2 separate regions of the Homo sapiens genome follow, and region 2 is linked to region 1. The links are chromatin contacts, found by Hi-C or POLR2A ChIA-PET in ENCODE. All regions are on one chromosome and are shown on one strand. The core of a region is the stretch at or near the end of the contact, and the rest is flanking DNA. Distances in the headings are between cores, read along the strand shown.

Region 1 (3,870 bases), core at 120-2,619:
TAGACTTTCATTCTTTGAACAAAGCTGTTTATCTTATTCTAAAATGCAAATGTGCTTGAGCACAGTAAAGCTTTGTCATTCATGGTCATAAACAATTTTGGGTAAATTTATTTATATGATGAGTTCCAATATGACAACCCAAGCTTATCTAGATGAGTTTTGTGGCATCCTTGATAGGGGCTTTTATAGACAGGAAAAATTACTAAGGGGATACTGTGATTTTCTTAAATTAATACTTTATTTATTAAAATTACAAATTTAAATTCCTCATTATTCCTTGAATTTTTAAGTCCAACTCATAAACCTTATTACTTTGTTTATGAATCTGGCAACTTTTAACCATCACTTTTAAGTGGCCTTTTATACTTTAATTGAATTAGTTTAAATATTTAAAAACTTGATTTTTTTTACCCTTTTTGAATACTTCAATTGTGCAACAAAAAAGTTCAAGAACTGTAAGATATCTAAGCCTTTACCCTACCTGGAAACTAACTAATTGACTTGTCAGTGTTTCTTAGATGCTGGCAGAAGACATGAGACTCTTGGATCAGAGACAAAGGGCTTTAATACTCACAGCAATAGCTTTAACCAGAGTGTCATTCTTTTGCATCAGTCCACTTTTTGTTAGGTCTGGAATAGGACCCAAATACAATGTGATGAATAAATTTAATGTGGTACCCTAAATGGGATCCAGGTACAGAAAAGAAAAAAAAGGACATTAAGTAAAAACTAAATAAAGCATGGACTTTAGTTAACAATAATGTATCAATTAATTTAGTTCATTATTTATGACAAATGTACTATACTAATATAAGATTTTAACAATAGGGGAAACCAGGCGTGGGGTATATATATGAGAACTCTCTGTACTATCTTCATAATTATTTTGAAAATTTGAAAATATTCTTAGTTTTTTTAAGTTGAGCAAGTGAAAAATATTAGATAAAACGACAATACATATTGTACTTGAATTTAGAAACATTGTGAAAATTATAGCCAAATGACTGAAGTTTGGGAACACTGGTTTTGAGAATAACAGGGATGGCTGAACTATGCTGAACCCTTGATCCTTCCCACCAGTGTGACAGGAAGATGTGTGATTACACCACAGTACTATCTACCCACAGCTTACAATTTCAGATGGTTATTCCACAGCACTAAGTAGAAGACTCTTTCATGAACCATCCTGAGAATGGGCAGGCACTAACCACCAAAAGCAGAGCTGAAACTTCTCTGAGAGTGAGACATGTCTTTCTTTAGAGGAACTGGGGCTTCTTGGTGGCTGGGTTCTCAGGGGATTTCTTAGTGGAGAGTTACTATAAACATCTAAGCTCTGGTTTACCACAAAGGTTTGGCCCTTCAGACACCTGGTGTCTTTTAGCAGCACCCTCAGCAAACATGAGTCCTTGTCTACAGATAAGACCTCAGGCTCAGAGAATAGGGATTGGAAGCTGAGGATCACACCACTGATGGCCCATTCTCAGGAGCCCTCTACCATCTCTCTTCTCACCCTGTTCACAATCACCTAGGGATTGTAGCACTTGTCCCCCTCCCCAACTTCAACACCCAAGGTCCCAAAGTGATAGACAGAGTGCCAACATTCCTTATCTGTAAAATAGAGGATAACAGGAGAGAGATGGTCTACATCAGCAAGTCTGGAGTTTTAGCCTATGCAATAATTGTCTGGAAGGCTTGTGAAAACACAGGGAACTGGGCCCCACCTCCAGAGTTCCTTTTTCATAGAGTCAGTAATTTGCATTTCTAACAAATCCCAGGTGACACTGATGCTCTGGTTGGGAGCTGCACTTTGAGAACCACTGGTTTAAATGATCTCAGGGGCATCTTTCAACTTTCATAGTCATTAAATCCATGTGTCTCAGACTCATGTGATCATGAGACTCACCCAGAGTCTTGGTTAAATGCACAGATCAGCAGGCCCCACCCCAAACTTTCTGACTCAGAATTACAAGATGAGCAGCCCAGGTGATTCTTATGATCAGAGGAATTTGGGAATCTTTATAATACCAAAAGCCAGCGCACCATCAGTGAATACGGTCTTTGAGCAGGACATGGTGAGAAATTGAGGGCATTCAAACATGGCACACAGGCCCAGGAGAAATGAGTAAAGCTGAAGGAGGGGGTGAGAAGGGATCAACAGGGTCAAAGTTTTGCCCTGACCCTTGCCCATGGCACGCATAGCACTGCAAAAATCATCTCAACCACTGGACATGAGCCTTTGCTACTCCACTGTCCATTAGATGGGGAGGGAAGGAGGCTCAAGGGGATACAAATGGCCAAGGTGATGCTGGGTCAAAGGGCAACTTCAGAAGGTCATAAATGTAACATTCATTGAGTGTTTTGGCCTTAAATTCATTTATATGATGAGTTCTAATATGACAGCAGCCTAAGCTTGTCTATGAGTTTTATGGCATCCTTGACAGTCGCATTTGTACACAAACAGGTCAACCCACGAGCATGGTGTACTGGGAGGGCTGGAAGGGCTAGAATGGCAGTGCCCATCAAAATACAGCTCAAAGACCCCAGTCATTTTCCCAACAGAAAACAATACCCAATTAAGCTGGAAGCAAGAAAGGGCATAGTGTCTGTAGTTAAGGGGTTGCTTGCCCGTGGACTTCTGAAATCCTGTAATTCTCCCTGTAATACCCTCATTTTGACCATTTTGAAGCCTTTGGGGGAATACCATATGGTACAGGAGCTCAGGGCAATGAATGAGGTCGTGATCCCAGCCCACCCATTAGTGGCAGATCCACGTACTCTTCTGACTCGAGTGCCGGGGAATGCAAAATGGTTTTAAGGTTTTTTGGTCAGATGCCTCCTGGGTTGGACTACATACAAGAAGGTCATCTACATGTTGGAGTATACTCCCACTTTCTAATTGAAAATTCCTCAGATCCCTTTCTAGGGCTCAGGCAAAAAAAAAAAAAAAAAGGAGCTGTCCCAAAAGCCCTGAGGGAGTAATTTCCAAGTGTATTGTTTTGTTTTTCTCTGCCATTCAAAAGGAAAAAGGTATTGAGACTCCAGGCTCAGCGGGCTTAAGTGGTGTGACCAATGTCAGAGGCTATAATAGTTGCAGAATAAGGACTAAAACCTCTTCTAATCCCTAGACCAATGAGTTTCTTCCAGAGAGTGTTATTTGAAGGTAACGTCATCCATTTCGTTAAACTATTTTACCTATGAGTCCCAGAAAATGAAATTCCGTCATTAAGATATTCATTCCTTTGAGCCTTTTAACATCAGTGTCAGATGTCTCTTTTAAGATAAAAATATTTTAAGCCTCTATCAACTAATACATCAATGTGGTTAAACAAAGATGTAGCAGAAAGCTGGGCCTAATGTAGTAGTTAATGAGAGGCATGCCACCACCATAACCCCAACCTGCCTGGCAGGAAGTCGAAAGAGTAAGAGGAGAAAGAATCATGAGTAGGGAGACAGGCCTTCTCAATGGGTGTTTGGGAAGTTCCAGGGCCAGGAGGGCATTATAACTCCTGCTTCTCAATTTTGCCTATGTAGTCCCCAGAAAATACTAGTTGCTTTGAATTAAACAGAAACAGTATTATCTCAACTGAAAGCAATCTGAGGCTTTAGTTTGGCCTAAATTCTTCTCTTACAGACTTCTTTTATTTTTTTTAAGACAGAGTCTCACTCTGTCGCTCAGGCTGGAGTGCAGTGGCACAATCTCAGATTACTGCAGCCTCCATCTCCCGGGTTGAAGTGATTGTCCTGTCTCAGCCTCCTGAGTAACTAGGATTACAGGCGTGAGCCACCACGTTTGGCTAATTTTTCTATCTTTATTAGAGACGGGGTTTCACCATGTTGGCCAGGCTGGTCTTGAACTCCTGAACTCCAGTG
Region 2 (4,337 bases), core at 1,073-3,572, 510 kb after region 1:
CCCAAAGTGCTGGGATTACAGCCGTGAGCCACCGCGCCCAGCCGCCCAATTGCCGTCTTCATTTTTCAAACTGAACTGTCAAATAACACCCCTTATCCACTAAAAAGAACTTTCCTTTTTGGCCTGTATTATTTCTCATCTTAGAATATAAGTACGATATGCATCCATTCAGTTTCTTAGGCCAGAATTCTACTTTGGAGTCATTTTTGATTCTTCCTTTTCACACTCTTCACTCCAGTCCATCAGCAACTCCTGCTGGCTACCTGACATATAGTAGATGATCCACAACTGTATGTTGGATGAATGAATGCATGTGCCTAATAGAGAAGGGGACTCAATCTAGAATCAGGTTCACTCATTTAAAATCAAGCAGGCCGGGTGCGGTGGCTCAACACCTGTAATCCCAGAACTTTGGGAGGCCGAAGCAGGTGGATTACTTGATGTCAGGAGTTTGAGACCAGCCTGGCCGACATGGCGAAACCCTATACAAAAATTAGCCAGGGGTGGTGGCACATGCCTGTAATCCCAGCTACTTGGGAGGCTGAGGCAGGAAAATCACTTGAACCTAGGAGGCGGAGGTTGTAGTGAGCCAAGATCATGCCACTGCACTCCAGCCTGAGCAAAATAGTGTGACTCTGTCTCAAAAATAAAATAAAATCAAACCGAGGAGGGAATCAGGGCTCTGCACATAGAACATGCAGAATATCTGTAAGTCCCTTTATTTCCTTAACGAGCCATAGTGACAGGCACTCGGTTCCATCCTTAAGCATATACAGTTTTACCTCATTAGGCCTCCTTTTAGGCAGTCGGTAGTCACAGCAACGTTAAAATTCACAGGCGTGACACAAGTCCTCTCATTACTGGATAATCAAACCACATGATATGACCAAAAAGCCAAAATACAGGATAATTCAAGTCCTTACTCCTTCTCTTCTTTAGATACACATACATTTACCACACACACACACACACACAAACACGGAAACACACGATAGGAATCCCTCATCTTGTACTCTTCTAGTCTAGTCTGTACTAGTCTCTTTACTCCCAAGAAACAACAATTTTGTCTTTGAAATATGAATGATGCACACCTCCGTTTCTGAGTGTGGCATGCATCTCATAAAAATGGGCTGGTGAAGAAACTCACCAAGTCTGAAGGATCAGCAGTGAGTTCCACTGCAGGGCTTGTATCCCTTCTTGTAAAGAGATCAGCTACTCAGTCAAGCCAAGAGCTCTTCTTCAGCTGTATTCTTCCATCAGTAACATTTAACTTTAGGGACTTGACATCTCATAGCAGTGAAACTCTTTCTCCCAAGCAGCTATTTTTTTCTGTTCTAAAGTCCGTTCCCCCCAAATAGCGAGATGTTGACTCTAAAGTGAAACAAGGCACACTATAGACCTTGACCTTCCCCAGGAATGACTCAAAAGCAGTTTGGTGTTTGGGCCCCCCTTCAAACCTTTCTTCTCTCAGACAACCTTACTATTACCAGCAAGGAAGAGGTCACCCATTTCCTTTCTGCTGTAGCAGCACTGCCCAAAATATGGTCCGTGAAATGCTAGGCCCATGAGCTGCTCCAGAATATGTGGAAACAATACATGCCAGGCATTTCCCCTGCCATATATCATTTGCATACTGGTACTTAATTGGTCAATTCAGCAACTCTTTGTGGCTTCCTCTTGCTTCCTGCCTTCTAGTGATTCAGCTACAGAACTATTTAAATAACAGCAGATAAGTCAACCAATTCATCCTGGGGAGACTTTCCAGTTACTGACCAGTAAGGTGGTTTCCCCCGAGGTCAGCTGTTCCTGAAAGCTGTATGTACTTCCGTCTTTCTCGCTACAGCTGAAACCAATGTCATGAGTCCCCTATCCTTGAGATCAGGGCAGTTGATTCAGTTCAGCCCAAGAGGAATTAAGTAAGAAGGAGATTCCAGGCAACAGTGGATTTCCTTTTCTATAATTTTATACCTTCATTCTTTATTAAAATGCTTTTGTAGCATTAGGATGTGTGTTTGATAAAGATGTTTCTGGCAAAAACCACTTTCTTTTTTTTTTTTTTTTTTGCATATCTGTCCATAGGATAGATCATGGACAGTATTTTATTGTGATTCAGATACCCGTTTCTCTCATTAGGAGTGAGGCTGAGAAGTTTTATATACATTTGGGAGCTTTTTGTGTTTTTCTTTCTGTGAACTGTTCAGGCATACATATACAGAGACTGACTAGCTGTCCTCCAGACCTGTTTCCTTTTCCTTCTGGGGTTTCCCAGCCTCCTGGCAAGTAACTGTGGCTGGTGGACTGAGGCTTGGGCAATGGATGGTGGGCCCGAGTGGCAACTCACCCAAGCATGATTCATAAAAACTTCCTATGAGATCCTCCTACTCTTTCTTCCCCATCTGCTGGAAAGATGTTGACACCCAGAGCAACCTATGAAGCTTTCTTTAAAACCAATGTTTGAGGAAATATAGGCAACTCCACTGTCTTATTCTCCATCCAAATAAAGAAGCAGCTCATGTCTACTAGAGAATCATAGTATCTGAGAACCAGGACAGACCTAAGAGATCATCTAGTCCATCTGTTTCCAAAATTTGTTTTCAGTGATGAATCCTTTTTTATATGAATCCTTAAGCAGAACTGTGATATATGACAGTCAGCATATTTTCTCTGGTTTCAGGTATAACAGGATTGGAACCTGTGGTCTAGACCTACAGCATCCCACTCACTCATCCCAACCAAGGCAGCCCCAAGATGCTAATGGAGACACTTAAGCCCCTGAAGAACAGGCTTAAAGATTATCAATCTGACCCTGAATTTGATAAATATGAAAACTGAGACCCATAAATAGAAATAATTAGTAGTCAGTAAAAATGAGGGGATCAGACCCTCAGTAGACCCACTGAACTTGGGCTTCCTTGACTGTTTTGGTACCCCAGAGATATCCCTCCCAGGGCCTGGGAGGCCCTTTCCTGGCTACCCTGCTGTATGGGTTATGCTGAGCAAGGGAGGCAGTCATAACACATGACCGTTCCCTTACATAGCATAATTATGCTGCTCATTGCAACAAGATATTTGACAAAGAATATGGCCTCTTTCAATGGGTGTTTCAGTATGTGTACATTTTTTAAAGTGTCAATTATCTTTTCCCTCCTCTCATCACAAGCAGAATATCTCAGGAGTATATCCTTGCCGGTACCTGTGCTGGTGGAGGACACCAGCAGCAGCAGTGAGTACGGCTCAGTTTCACCCGACACGGAGTTGAAAGTGGACCCCTTCTCTTTCAAAACAAGAGCCAAGTCCTGCGGAGAAAGAGATGTCAAGGGAATTCGGACACTCTTTTTGGGGTAAAGACCTGACTTACTTGGGGTGAGAGAAGTGTGTTGTTAAGTGTGTCATTTTATAAAGGGAACTGTGATTTATGCTGCATAAATTTTCTCAGCATTCCAGATGAGAATTTTGAAGATCACAGTGCTCCTCCTTCCCCTGAAGAAAAAGATTCTGGATTCTTCATGCTGAGGAAGGACAGTGAGAGGCGAGCTACCCTTCACAGGATCCTGACGGAAGACCAAGACAAAATTGTGAGAAACCTAATGGAATCTTTAGCTCAGGTAAATCCTCTCCCAGGTGCTTCATTTCCCAAAGGTTACATATTTTATCTGTGTCCTAACCGCCTGCAGCTGTCACAGATGATGTGAAAGGCAAGAGGAACCTGTAGTGATCATCATGATAAACCTACCCCACAGGAAAAAAGAAGGCAAACCCTATGGTAGGGAATATATTAATATGAAAATAGGGAAATGATTTTTTCATTGCATTTTTGAACATAAGCTATTTTTAAGTCAGAAGCAAATTTTTCACATTGGTGACATTCCAAATAGCCCCTACAAGCCTCTTTTACTCTTCATTCATTTGTTTATTCATTCCATCAATAAACACACATTAAGCCATGTGAGTTGCTAATTCTGACATTAGCATGAGGCTACCTGCCAGTCGCTCCTCTCAGCATTTGGGAAACATCAGCAAATACAACAGAACCCCTGAGCTTGTAAGGTTATATTTAAAAGGAGGGTGAAGGGCAAAGGGAAGTAAATTGTAGTGAGTCTTCACTTAATGTAGTTGATAAGTCCTTGGAAACTGTGACTGAAGCAAAATTACATATAACCAAACCAGTTTTGCCGTAGACTAATTGACATAAACAAGAGTTAAGTTCCTATGGCATATTTCTGGTCACAAAAACATGACCAAACTCCTAAATAAAGACTAAAACACTTCTAATATTCTACATTGAAATAAATGTGAACTCTATATACATTTAAGAAAGATGAATAAAAACAAGATAA

The links. A loop is a pair of places that touch in the nucleus more often than their neighbours do. ChIA-PET counts read pairs that join two places held with the same protein, here RNA polymerase II (POLR2A). Pooled maps may share reads with other maps.
Region 2: a loop to region 1 is called in a pooled map, with 5 times the contacts of the local background. The contact joins two enhancer-like sites. A Hi-C loop is called at or near these places in 2 of 37 single-sample maps with no recorded cell type and 2 of 50 pooled maps. POLR2A ChIA-PET finds 5 or more read pairs at or near these places in 1 of 52 experiments (activated B cell).

What each region holds. Positions count from the first base shown.
Region 1 is chr6:137,100,615-137,104,484 of GRCh38, reverse strand. No RefSeq gene overlaps it. Among named protein-coding and RNA genes, the nearest start is that of IL20RA, 58 kb to the right of the region's middle. Within about 2 kb of position 1,369, at least 5 of the 41 ENCODE cell types and tissues checked have a DNase peak (open chromatin) inside an H3K27ac peak, as active enhancers do.
Region 2 is chr6:136,591,441-136,595,777 of GRCh38, reverse strand. It overlaps MAP3K5 (mitogen-activated protein kinase kinase kinase 5), which reads left to right. Exons shown (of 30, transcript NM_005923.4): 22 at 3,164-3,341; 23 at 3,437-3,605. Among named protein-coding and RNA genes, the nearest start is that of MAP3K5-AS1, 36 kb to the left of the region's middle. RefSeq lists an enhancer at 1,130-1,289. Within about 2 kb of position 2,322, at least 13 of the 41 ENCODE cell types and tissues checked have a DNase peak (open chromatin) inside an H3K27ac peak, as active enhancers do.